Linked DNA regions of Homo sapiens: region 1 is linked to region 2. Evidence: chromatin loops called from intact Hi-C (ENCODE). Cell type or tissue: Caco-2. All regions are shown on one strand. Each heading gives the region's core, and the rest is flanking DNA. Links, peaks and the distances in the headings are about the cores only.

The links. Peaks named below come from ENCODE experiments on the same cell type or tissue, not always from the same donor. Only the 100,000 strongest peaks of a DNase experiment are listed, where the experiment ranks them.
Region 1: it touches region 2 in a loop (8-fold over the local background); 6 of 110 quality-filtered maps call a loop at or near these places.

Annotation. Positions count from the first base shown.
Region 1 is chr15:64,378,489-64,383,869 of GRCh38, reverse strand. It overlaps PCLAF (PCNA clamp associated factor), which reads left to right and starts at 2,429. Exons shown (of 4, transcript NM_014736.6): 1 at 2,429-2,544; 2 at 2,832-2,912. The coding sequence starts at 2,499. RefSeq lists an enhancer at 2,258-2,768. In Caco-2, for the core only: no CTCF peak of the experiment used is centred there; a DNase peak (open chromatin) is centred at 2,309; H3K4me3 peaks cover 1,778 bases.
Region 2 is chr15:64,207,135-64,212,515 of GRCh38, reverse strand. It overlaps CSNK1G1 (casein kinase 1 gamma 1), which reads left to right. Exons shown (of 12, transcript NM_022048.5): 7 at 4,922-5,007. Among named protein-coding and RNA genes, the nearest start is that of PPIB, 47 kb to the right of the region's middle. In Caco-2, for the core only: CTCF peaks have their summits at 2,367 and 2,583 (motif pointing left); no DNase peak of the experiment used is centred there.

The DNA of each region.
Region 1 (5,381 bases), core at 274-5,273, 170 kb before region 2:
TATAGTAATATGTAGACTGCCCCGGGTGGAAATATATATTTGATACTCTTTCTGGCAACTTGCTTGGCAGGTGGGCAAGGAGAAAAGACTATCTTATTCTTTCTGCAGGAATCTGGAATATAAGTTCAAATTAAGTAATTCAGACCTATGTAGAAGCCACTTAAACTGGAAAGGAAATAATGGCATTTAAGAACCACTGTGCTGGCCAGGTGTGGTGGCTTACACTTGTAATCCCAGCACTTTGGGAGGCTGAGGCAGGCAGATCACTTGAGGTCAGGAGTTTGAGACCAGCCTGGCCAACATGGTGAAACCCTGTCTCTACTGAAAATACAAAAATTAGCCGAGTGTTTTGGCACGTGTCTGTAATCCCAGCTACGTGGGAGGCTGAGGCAGGAGAATTGCTTGAACCCGGGAGGCGGAGATTGCAGTGAGCCGAGAACACGCCACTGCATTCCAACCTGGGCGAAGAAGTGAGACTCCATCTCAAAAAAAAAAAAACACACACACAAAAAAACCACTGTGCAATGAGATGGGCCATGAGGACAAAAAACAAAGGAATGCCCTGGGTCTTGTGGATTTTTCCGGTTGATTTGGCTGTAACCTTAGATACCAAGGTTAAGACAAAACTACAGGTAATTGCCAATACATTTTCTATTATTGTGTTAATTTAACCTGTTGCCTAGATTCCTTAAATCTGTGTTACAGAGTGCAGTTGTTGATTCTGTTAAAGTACTGAGTAGCCTAATTCTAAGTTCGAGCAATTCATTGGAGAGAATTAATGCTGTGTTTACACTTCTAGAGTAGCCTTTCAAGTGAGCATTTAACAGAATACATCCCAAAGCAAGTTCATCTGATCCTGTTTTTTGTTGTTGTTTTTAGAGACGGAGACTCGCCCTGTCGCCCAGGCTGGAGTGCAGTAGCGTGATCTCGGCTCACTGCAACCTCCGCCTCCCGGGTTCAAGGAATTCTCCTGCCTCAGCCTCCAGAGTAGCTGGGACTACAGGCACATGCCGCCACTCCCAGCTAATTTTTTATTTTTTATTTTTATTTTTATTTTAGTAGAGACTGGGTTTCACCATGTTGCCCACGCTGGTCTCGAACTCCTGAGCTCAGGCAATCTGCCTGCCTCGGCCTCCCAAAGTGCTAGGATTACAGGTGTGAGCCACCATGCCTGACCGATTCTGTTTTATGTATGGTATTTAGAGAGTGAAAATCACTCCCCAGGGGTGTTGTGAGTAATTAGAAGGTAAGCATAAAGATAGAAAAAAATTATGACCCTTTATCCTAGAGTTATGCTCACTGTGTGACAGCGATGTGGTCTTACCACATTTGGCAGGGTCTTTTCGTTTCGTTTCGTTTCATTTCATTTCCTTGCCTTGCCTTGCCTTTCTTTTCTTTTTTCTTTTCTTTTCTTTCTTTCTTTTCTTTTCTTTCTTTCTTTCTTTTTTTTTTTTGAGACAGGATCTCGCTCTGTCGCCCAGGCTGGAGTGCATGGTGTGATTATGGCTCACTGCAACCTCTCCCTCCTAGGCACAAGCAATCTCCCGTCTCCTGAACTCAAGCCATCCTCCCACCTCAGCCTCCCGAGTAGTTGGGATTACAGGAACATGCCACTGCACCCGGCTAATTTTTGTATATTTTTTGTAGAGACGGGTTTCACCGTGTTGGTCAGGCTGGTCTCGACCTCCTGGGGTCAAGCGATCTGCCCGCCTCGGCCTCTCAAAGTGCTGGGATTACAGCCATGAGTCCCCGCTCCTGGCAGATTTGGCAGATTATTTAGGAGCTCTGACACCATTCGGTTCTCAAGAAGACGTTTTATTAGTTTCTTTTTATGTGTGTATGTATATACAATCCCCCTAGTTTTTGTTTAGTCTCACATCATCCTAAAGACATTTAAAAAAACCCTTGTAAACAAGTTGTATTAGCTTCCTTTTCCCCATTCCATAGAATTGTTTTAGTATGGATGCTGTACAAAGAGTTCATGCCTGGGGGACTAAAGGAAAGTTCTCAAGTTCTTTTAATTTTGATTTGCATCAAAAAGTCCGCTTAATTTCAGGTTTCACCTCCAGGAGTCAATCATTATGGACTTAAAGCTATAGTAACTTTTGAAGATCGTTTGTAATTCGCTGTCTTTGCTAGGTTTTCTTTTCTAAGCAGGCTCATTTCTGTAGTTCAGAAACTTAGCACCCACTAGTCGGGTACCCCTGGAGAGTCCTGGTACCGCCCACCTGGGGCGCCTACGAATCCTAGGCCTTTGCGTGTTGATGGACGGATTCGCGCTGCAAGAAGCCTCGCCGCTGTCACCACTGGGCATTGGCAATTGGTTCAGGGGGAACGGCGCGGAACCAATGGGAGCGGTGGCTCGGGAGAGACCTTGGAGCGCGCGGGAAAGAGACCAATATAAACTGTGGCGGGATAGTTTTCGGGTCCTTGTCCAGTGAAACACCCTCGGCTGGGAAGTCAGTTCGTTCTCTCCTCTCCTCTCTTCTTGTTTGAACATGGTGCGGACTAAAGCAGACAGTGTTCCAGGCACTTACAGAAAAGGTGAGGCGATCGAGTGTGGTACTGGAGGGCGGGGGGGTCCTCCCGGCAGCCTGGCCACGGGCGACAGACGCCAGAGGTCCCCCTGGGCCCTGTGCGCCAAACTCATCTAGCTAGCCAGGGAGTAGCCGCCTGGCCCCTTTACCTAGAAGAGGAAGTCGCAGGGGCAGGGTAAGGTTATCCTGCTGTTCTGGATCGCCAGGCTCTCCTCTCCAAGCTGCTGGGGTCCAGGACTCGGTGTCGGAACCCTCCTGCCCCTTCTGAACACCCTTTTTTGCCTCTCTTCACAGTGGTGGCTGCTCGAGCCCCCAGAAAGGTGCTTGGTTCTTCCACCTCTGCCACTAATTCGACATCAGTTTCATCGAGGAAAGGTAAGAAGAGCCCTCCTAAAGTTAGGGGATCAGTCCTGGCACCTGCAAGCCCCTGGCTTGCCATGAATTTCTTTTTCTTGAGGTACTCACGCCCGAATTTCTTCCTTGCCCTGTGATATAATAAGAGAGGCTGGGCCTTTTGGCCGGCTAGGGTAGAGGTGGGGGGGAGGTCTCATGGAAGGGAATTTCAAGCCTTGGAGTTAAGGACCGACACACCTTATCTTCAAGCCTATTTTTCTTTTCTTTTCTTTTTTTAGACAGGGCCTCTCTTTGTTGCTCAGGTTGGAGTGCAGTGGTGCAATCACTGGTCACTACATCCTCCACTTATGGGGCTTAAGCAATCCTCCCACCTCAGCCTCCAAAGTAGCTGGGGCTACAGGTACATGCCACCACGCCGGGCTTTTTTTTCTATTTTTTGTAGAGATGGGGGTCTCACTATGTTGCCTAAGCTGGTCTCAAACTCCTGGGCTCAAACAATCCTCCTACTGGGATTACAGGCATGAGCCACCACAGCCAGCCTATCAATTTTTGTTTTTTGGTTTAGTATTTTCCTTTTTCTTTCTCTTTCTTTTTTTGAGACAGAGTCTTGCACTGTTGCCCAGGCTGCAGTGCAACGGTGTGATCTTGGTTCACTGCAACCTCCGCCTCTCGGGTTCACACGATTCTCCTGCCTCTGCCTCCTGAGTAGCTGGGATTACAGGTGCACGCCACCACACCCAGCTAATTTTTTTGTATTTTTAGTAGAGATGGGGTTTCACTATGTTGGCCAGACTGATCTCAAACTCCTGACCTCATGATCTGCCTGCCTCAGCTTCCCAAAGTGATGGGAACACAGACGTGATCCACCACGCCCAGCTATTATTTTTCTTAATAATAACAGAGGCTATTTAAATATTGTTAGAGGCTATTTAAAAGCCCCCTTAGTAGATTAAGGGTTTGAACAATCGTTAACAGTGCTGAGTGCTCATTGCAATGTCTACTAAACTTTAATAAAAATGTTTTTGTTTTTGTTTGCTTGTTTTTCCTTTCTTCCTTACTCTTTTTTGTTTGTTTGTTTGTTTGAGTATGATGTCTGTGGGTTTTCTCCAACTTTGCAGCTCCTAATACTGTCTTTGGGAGAGTAGGAGTGAAACCCGGCAAAGGAAATAGCTTCACGCTGCTCCTTCTGTGCGTGGAGTAGATGAGAAAATGCCCTGCCATCTGGTGCCTCATTCCTTTCAGTAGGAAATTTGGCAGACAGGGAGATTAACGCTACAAGATTTAATTAAGAACATAAAGGTGAACACTGTTTAGGACTTCATGGGTTTTAAAGTCAATTCAAATTTCTCCCTATTATAAACATTTCATTAGAAAACATTTACTATTTCTATCTCTTCAGATAAAAGGAAATAGAAGTTGATGAATTTTTTTAGAGTAACTTATACCCTGTACCACTAGACTAAGTTTCTTTTTCTTTTCTTTTTTCTTTTTTTTTTTTGAGACAGGGTCTCACTCTGTTGCCCAGGCTTGAGTGCAGTGGTGCAATCACAGCTTACTGCAGATTTGACCCCAGGGTTCAAATGATCCTCCCACTTCAGGCTCTTCCCAAGTAGCTGGGACTGTAGGCGCATGCCACCACACGCCCGCCTAATTTTTGTGTTTTTTGTAGAGATGGGGTTTCATCACATTGCCCAGGCTGGTCTCGAACTCCTGGGCTGAAGCAATCCTCCCGCCTCAGCCTACCAAAGTGCTGGGATTACAGACGTGAGCCACCACGCCTGGCCTGATGAAATTTCATTAGAGCCGCATCTCATCGTCTGGTCCACTGTTGAATCACCAGAGCCAACTAAATAGGCCCTTACTGAATATATGTTGAATAAATGCATCCTTTAAGGCATTTTAAAAATCTCTATTTTTAATCCGAATAATTGGATGTATGAAATGGGTAATATCCTTATTTTAAAGATAAGGAAATTTAATATCTGGTTATATAACTTGATAAAGGTCACACAACTAAATCAGTGGAGTTGGGTTTGAACCTGTTGCTGCTATATTTTTTTTTTTTTCTGAGACACAGTCTCGCTCTGTCACCCAGGCTGGAGTGCAGTGGCATGAACTCGGCTCACTGCAACCTCCGCCTCCCGGGTTCAAGCAATTCTTCTGCCTCAGCCTCCTAAGTAGCTGGGATTACAGGCATGCGCCACCATGCCTGGCTAAATTTTGTATCTTTAGTGGAGGCAGGGTTTCACCATGTTGGCCAGGCTGTTCTCAAATGCCTGACCTCATGATCCAACTGCCTCGGCCTCACAAAGTGCTGGGATTACAGGCGTGAGCCACTGCGCCCAGCTGCTGCTGTATGTTTTCTAGTAGTAAAAGCATTCCTGTAAGGTTCCTTTGGGAAAACTGTGAACCAAAAGATCACTATCTTTTATATGCCATTCCTTCTTTTGGAGGCGAAGGCGGGACGGTTGCCTCAGCCAGGAGTTTGAG
Region 2 (5,381 bases), core at 293-5,292:
CTCAAACTCCTGGTTTCAAGAGATCCTGTTGCCTCAGCCTCCCAACACACTGGGATTATAGATGTGAGCCACCATGCCTGGCCTGCACATTAATAAGTATTTTAAAGACTAATGTAATATCTACTAAGTTCCCTCATTGAGTAAACTACACAGGTTATTCACCTGAGGAATTCAAGTGATAGTGAAGAGTAAAAAATGGCATTACAAAGTAGTATGATACAATTCGATTTGAAATTATGATGTTATCAAGATTTTTTCAGTAACCACATGGAAATCCTCACTTAAGTAAATGTAATACTTTAAAATTAGACTAGAGGTCCTCTGGTACTTACTATCAGCGTTACTTTGGACAAGTTACTTAATCTCACTGAAACTCCTCTGTAAAATGAGGGTAATGCTTCACAGGGATATTTTGAGGGTTGAATGGATAATATATGTGAAAGCACCATGTCTGACATAGGTCTCTTGCATAGTGCTCAGCATCCCCTTCTTCCTTCACAATGACAAGTAATTTTCCATTTTACAAGGAAACAAAAACTGTATCTTAAATAATAAACTTAAGATTATGTGGTTTAACTGACAAACTCTAGAAGTTGTTTTAATGCCCACTTCCTGGGCTCAGCCATTTGTGTACTAATTTTATTGTTCTTAAGAGGAAAGACAAGAACAGACAAGGGATGGGTGTTCATGTTATGTTTGTATAAGATACAGAGTAGTGGTTAAGAAAAAGGATGCAAATCCTGGCGCTCTTTCTTAATAGCTATGTAATTTTGATCCAATAACCTTCTTCCCTCAGCCTCGGTTATCTCATGTATAAAATGGGTATGATAATTATGCCTGTAATATATGGTTCTATGAGATAATGTATGTAAAATGTTTAGCATAATGCCTGATAATAGTAATATCAGTCCATATTGTAATTATCCCGATTATTATTTATTCAACAAAATCTGTTTTAAGCATCTACTGTGCATCAGTCTGTTTCATCTCTTGGTGTACTGCCATTCCTGCCGGGACTTTTGAGTTTACCCCCAGACTTGGCTTACTGAGTACCAGAGTTTTTCAGGTCAAATCTAACCTGTCATCATATTTTGTGCTCTCTGCATTACAGAGAATACATAAAGAAAGTTGTCACTGCTTTTTAAACTCTTTCCCATGCCTCAAACGATAGAAGTTTTTGTAGGAACTCTAATGCTATTGGTTTTTAAATGTGTTGCATTTTTTTGTGTTGCAAAGAAGAAATGACTGAGATGTGTATTTTCAAATGGCTTTGAGAAAATCACTTCTTAATTTTACAGAGGAGGAGGACAAGAGAAGAAGCCTCCTAAACCTTGCATTAGTTGCCACATCAGAGTAGCCACACTTACTTAGTCCATTTTGTGTTGCTATAAAGGAATACCTGAGGCTGGGTCATTTTATAAAGAAAAGACCTTTAAATTTGGCTCAGGGTTCTGCAGGCTGTACAAGAAGCATGGCACTGGCATCTGCATCTGGTGAGGGCCTCAGGGGCCTCATGCTGCTTCCACTCATGGTGTAAGGGGAAGGGGAGCAGCCAGCATGTGCAGATCACATGGGAAGGGGGGTGCTAGGCTCTTCTCACCAACCTGCTTTCTTGGGAACTCATCCCTAAGGGAGGTCGTTAATCAGTTAATGAGGGATATACCCCCATGACCCAAACACCTTCCATTTGGCCCAGCTTCGAACATTGGGATCAAATTTCAACGTGAGGTTTGTGTGTGTTGGGGGGTCCGGGGGAAGGACAGAAATCCAGACCATAGTAGCCACCTTCCCACTGATTAAGCTTTTACTGAGAAGCCCAATTTATATTATTTAATGGTTGAAATTAGGGTGAGAACACTGGGTTACCTTGCTCCCTGCCTTCAACAAATATATTTAACCTAAAATCAGGGATGTTATGCATGTAAACCAAGCACATCTTTCTGATTGGATGAAAGCACACCTTTCAACCAATCAGAAGAATTGAAGAATTTTGTGTCCTGCTGGTCTCACTGGTATTGGAAACCTTTCTTCTTTGAAAATGAAAATATGCTGCATGAAAAAATGAGGGCATGTAGAAATAATGAATTGGACAAGTGTGGAGTGTTCAAAGTCGTATGAAAATAAAGCATGCTCTGGTTTTCACTCTTATTTTTTTCCTGAAAGGCCCTAAAGGCTTAAGTTATCAGATTATTTTAGAATTTTAGAGCTGGAAAATGACTTTTCAAATTCTCCCCAGATTGAACACTTTATTTTCAGATGAGGAAACTGAGACCCAAAGTAGGTGACTTGACCATGCTTAATTTCACTGGATTAAATTAGTGGAAAGGATAAACCAAGATCTAGATACCTAAATCGTTGAGCTGATTTAGGTACCCTTATTTTGGGTACCTTATTTAGGTACCCTTCCTGATTTAGGAACCCTTATTTTTCCTATTGTCCCATATTCTATAGTTCTTTTTCATAGTTCTCAGGATTTGAAAAGTTACTTTATTACTTATTCCAGTGAGTTTTAAAAATATATTAATCTCATAATTTATTTTGCTGTGAAATCTTTTTTCTGTAGGCCTGATCAATATTGAAAATGTGGAGAGTTTTCGCCCTCTAGTGCTCAACTGTTTAAAATTCAAACATTTGTCCAGTGAATTTTTAATAACCAAGGGGCTTCTTGTTACAGGAAGTGGATATAAAAATGGAGAGGCAATGAGTAGGTGTGATACAGTATGAGAAACTGCAGAGTCGTTTCTCTATCTGCCCTGCTTTGTGGGAGGCCTCCACTCAACTCTCCTTGTTCTTTTCTCTTTTTCATTTGTGCATCCTTAGGTTGTGTCAACAAACTGTTTTTGTATAACTGCTTTTTTTTTCAATTATGAATATTTTATTGCAAACTTCAGACAAGCCATGTAGACAAAGGATTCTGATGGTCATGCTGTTTTCATTCTTTTTAAGATTGTTTCAATTGTTGTATACCAACTCAGTTTTATGTTATTTATCTCTGTCAGGGTACCTCTCCTTCCCATTAGTAACCATCTTTTTACAACCTCCATCAAATCATTATTTAAAAAGTTGCCTTTTCTTTCTTCATCTACCCTGTAGACTACTATTCTTTTTCATGCAAATTCCCTATAATTTAAGGCAATAGTTAAACATGTTGCACTTCTGTATTTTGAGTTAGCTGAGTGGCTTTCTCTGGCTCTCTTGGGTTTTACTTTCTGTACAAAGAAAGCACAATCAAGTTGAAGGTAGCCTCTTAGTCTTGCTTCTGTAGTTTATTCAGATAAAGCCCTAAACTTGATTCTGAAAAATAAACACATAAAATGTCTGAGATGGGCCAGGTGTGGTGGCTCACACCTGTAGTGCCAGCACTTTGGGAGGCCAAGGCTGGTTGATTGCTTGATTGGCCCAGGAGTTCAAGACCAGCCTGGGAAACATGGCAAAACCCAGTAACTATAAAAAATACAAAAAGTAGCCAGGGATGGTGGTGCATGCCTGTAGTCCCAGCTAGTGAGGAAGCTGAGGTGGGAGGATCACTTGAGCCCAGGAGGGCGAGGCTGCAGTGTCCAAGAACATGCTACTGTACTCTAGCCTAGGCAACAGAGCGAGACCTTGTCTCAAAAAAAAAAAAAAAAGAAAAAAGAAATCTGAGACTAAACCATAATTGGCAAATTCAAAATGAATGCATGGACTGGGTGCAATGGCTCACATGGGTAATCCCAGCAGTTTGGGAGGCTGATATGTTAGATTTGCTTGAGGCCAGGAGTTTGAGACCAGCTTGAGCAACATAGCGACATCCCATCTTCACAAAAAATAAAAATAAATAAATTAGCCGAGTGTGGTTCCACACACTTATATTCCTAGCTACTCAGCTGAGGCAGAAGGGTCCCTTGGGCTCAGGAATTTGAGGCTGCAGTGAGCCATGATCACAACACTGCACTCAAGCCTAGGAAACAGAGCAAGGACTCTGTCTGTAAAAAAGAATAAAGAAACGAAGGTGTGTACTACTTAGATTCTAACAATCAAAGAATGTGTAGGATGTTTTCTGAGATGAAGTTGCAGTTTTTTGTTAACTATTTTGCAGTTCTTTGTCATCTTCACCTTCCCAATTAAAAGGAGAGAAAAACCCAGCAACTTGTTTTAGATACGCTTCCAGAATGCAGGGACTTTGATTTTTTGTTTTATTTTGTTTTGGGATGAGGTCTCATTATGTTGCCCAGGCTTATCTCGAACTCCTGGGCCGAAGCGATCCTCTCACGTCAGCCTCTTAAGTAGCTGGCACTACAGATGTGTGTAGCCTTACCCATCTAATTTTGAGGAGACCTTAGTAATAAATTCTAAAATGTTTTTGAGGTTATAGGACATGGTACAAATTGAATGGGAGCCAAGAGAGTATGTACTGATGTTCATTGATATGAAACTTAATTTTAAGTGTTAATTTTTATGATGAATAAAAAGCACTTGGCATGTTTGCTAGGCATTTTGCAGCTTGTATCTTTGCAGGCCTAGCCAGAATGGACTGTTTTAACAGTTTGGGTTGCTTAATCTGCTGCTCACTCTCTGGTGGTAACTAAAAGGTAATTGTAGCCCATATACTGGAAATAGCATTTCATTAAAATTTTATCACTTTCAGGAAGGTGACAGCATTGAGTGAGGGGTGGAAATTCACTGTTTAGTGATTTGGGCTTGGTTTTAATTCAGAATTTGCTCTTTTCTCTTGATATTTACTTACCATCAACAGATCTAGGCAAAGGAAGTACACATCGGTTTAGGGTTTTGATCTAAAATACTATCCTTGGTTTAAATATACAAGTAATTAGTAAGCAGAGCCTTTCCAGAGCCGAAGGGTTTCTGAAGGGATTACTTGGTTTTGAACCTCTTTCTGCTTTAATAACTGCAAACATAATGTGTGATCTGTCTTCCCTTTTAGAGCAAAGCCGGAGAGATGATTTGGAAGCCCTAGGCCATATGTTCATGTATTTCCTTCGAGGCAGCCTCCCCTGGCAAGGACTCAAGGTATCCTTGAAAGTGTTCAGTGGAGGGCTTTGTTTCAATGCTCAGTTGTTAATGAAGGAGCCTCTGGCTTCATGTTTTTAAGAAATGTGTAGGGGGCTGGCCAGATGCGGTGGCTCATGCCTGTAATCCCAGCACTTTGGGAGGCTGAGGTGGGAGGATTGCTTGAGTCCAGGAGTTTGAGATCAGCAACATAGTGAGACCCCATCTCTATTTAAACATAAACAAATAAATATTTTTTTAAAACAACACACAAAAAGGATTATTGGCTAATTGGCTCTGGAGATAAGAAGCAGGGACTAATTACATTAGTCTACATTATAAATGCTCTCCTGGGCTTTGGAAACTGTTTTGTTCACATTTGTCTTCCGTTTCTT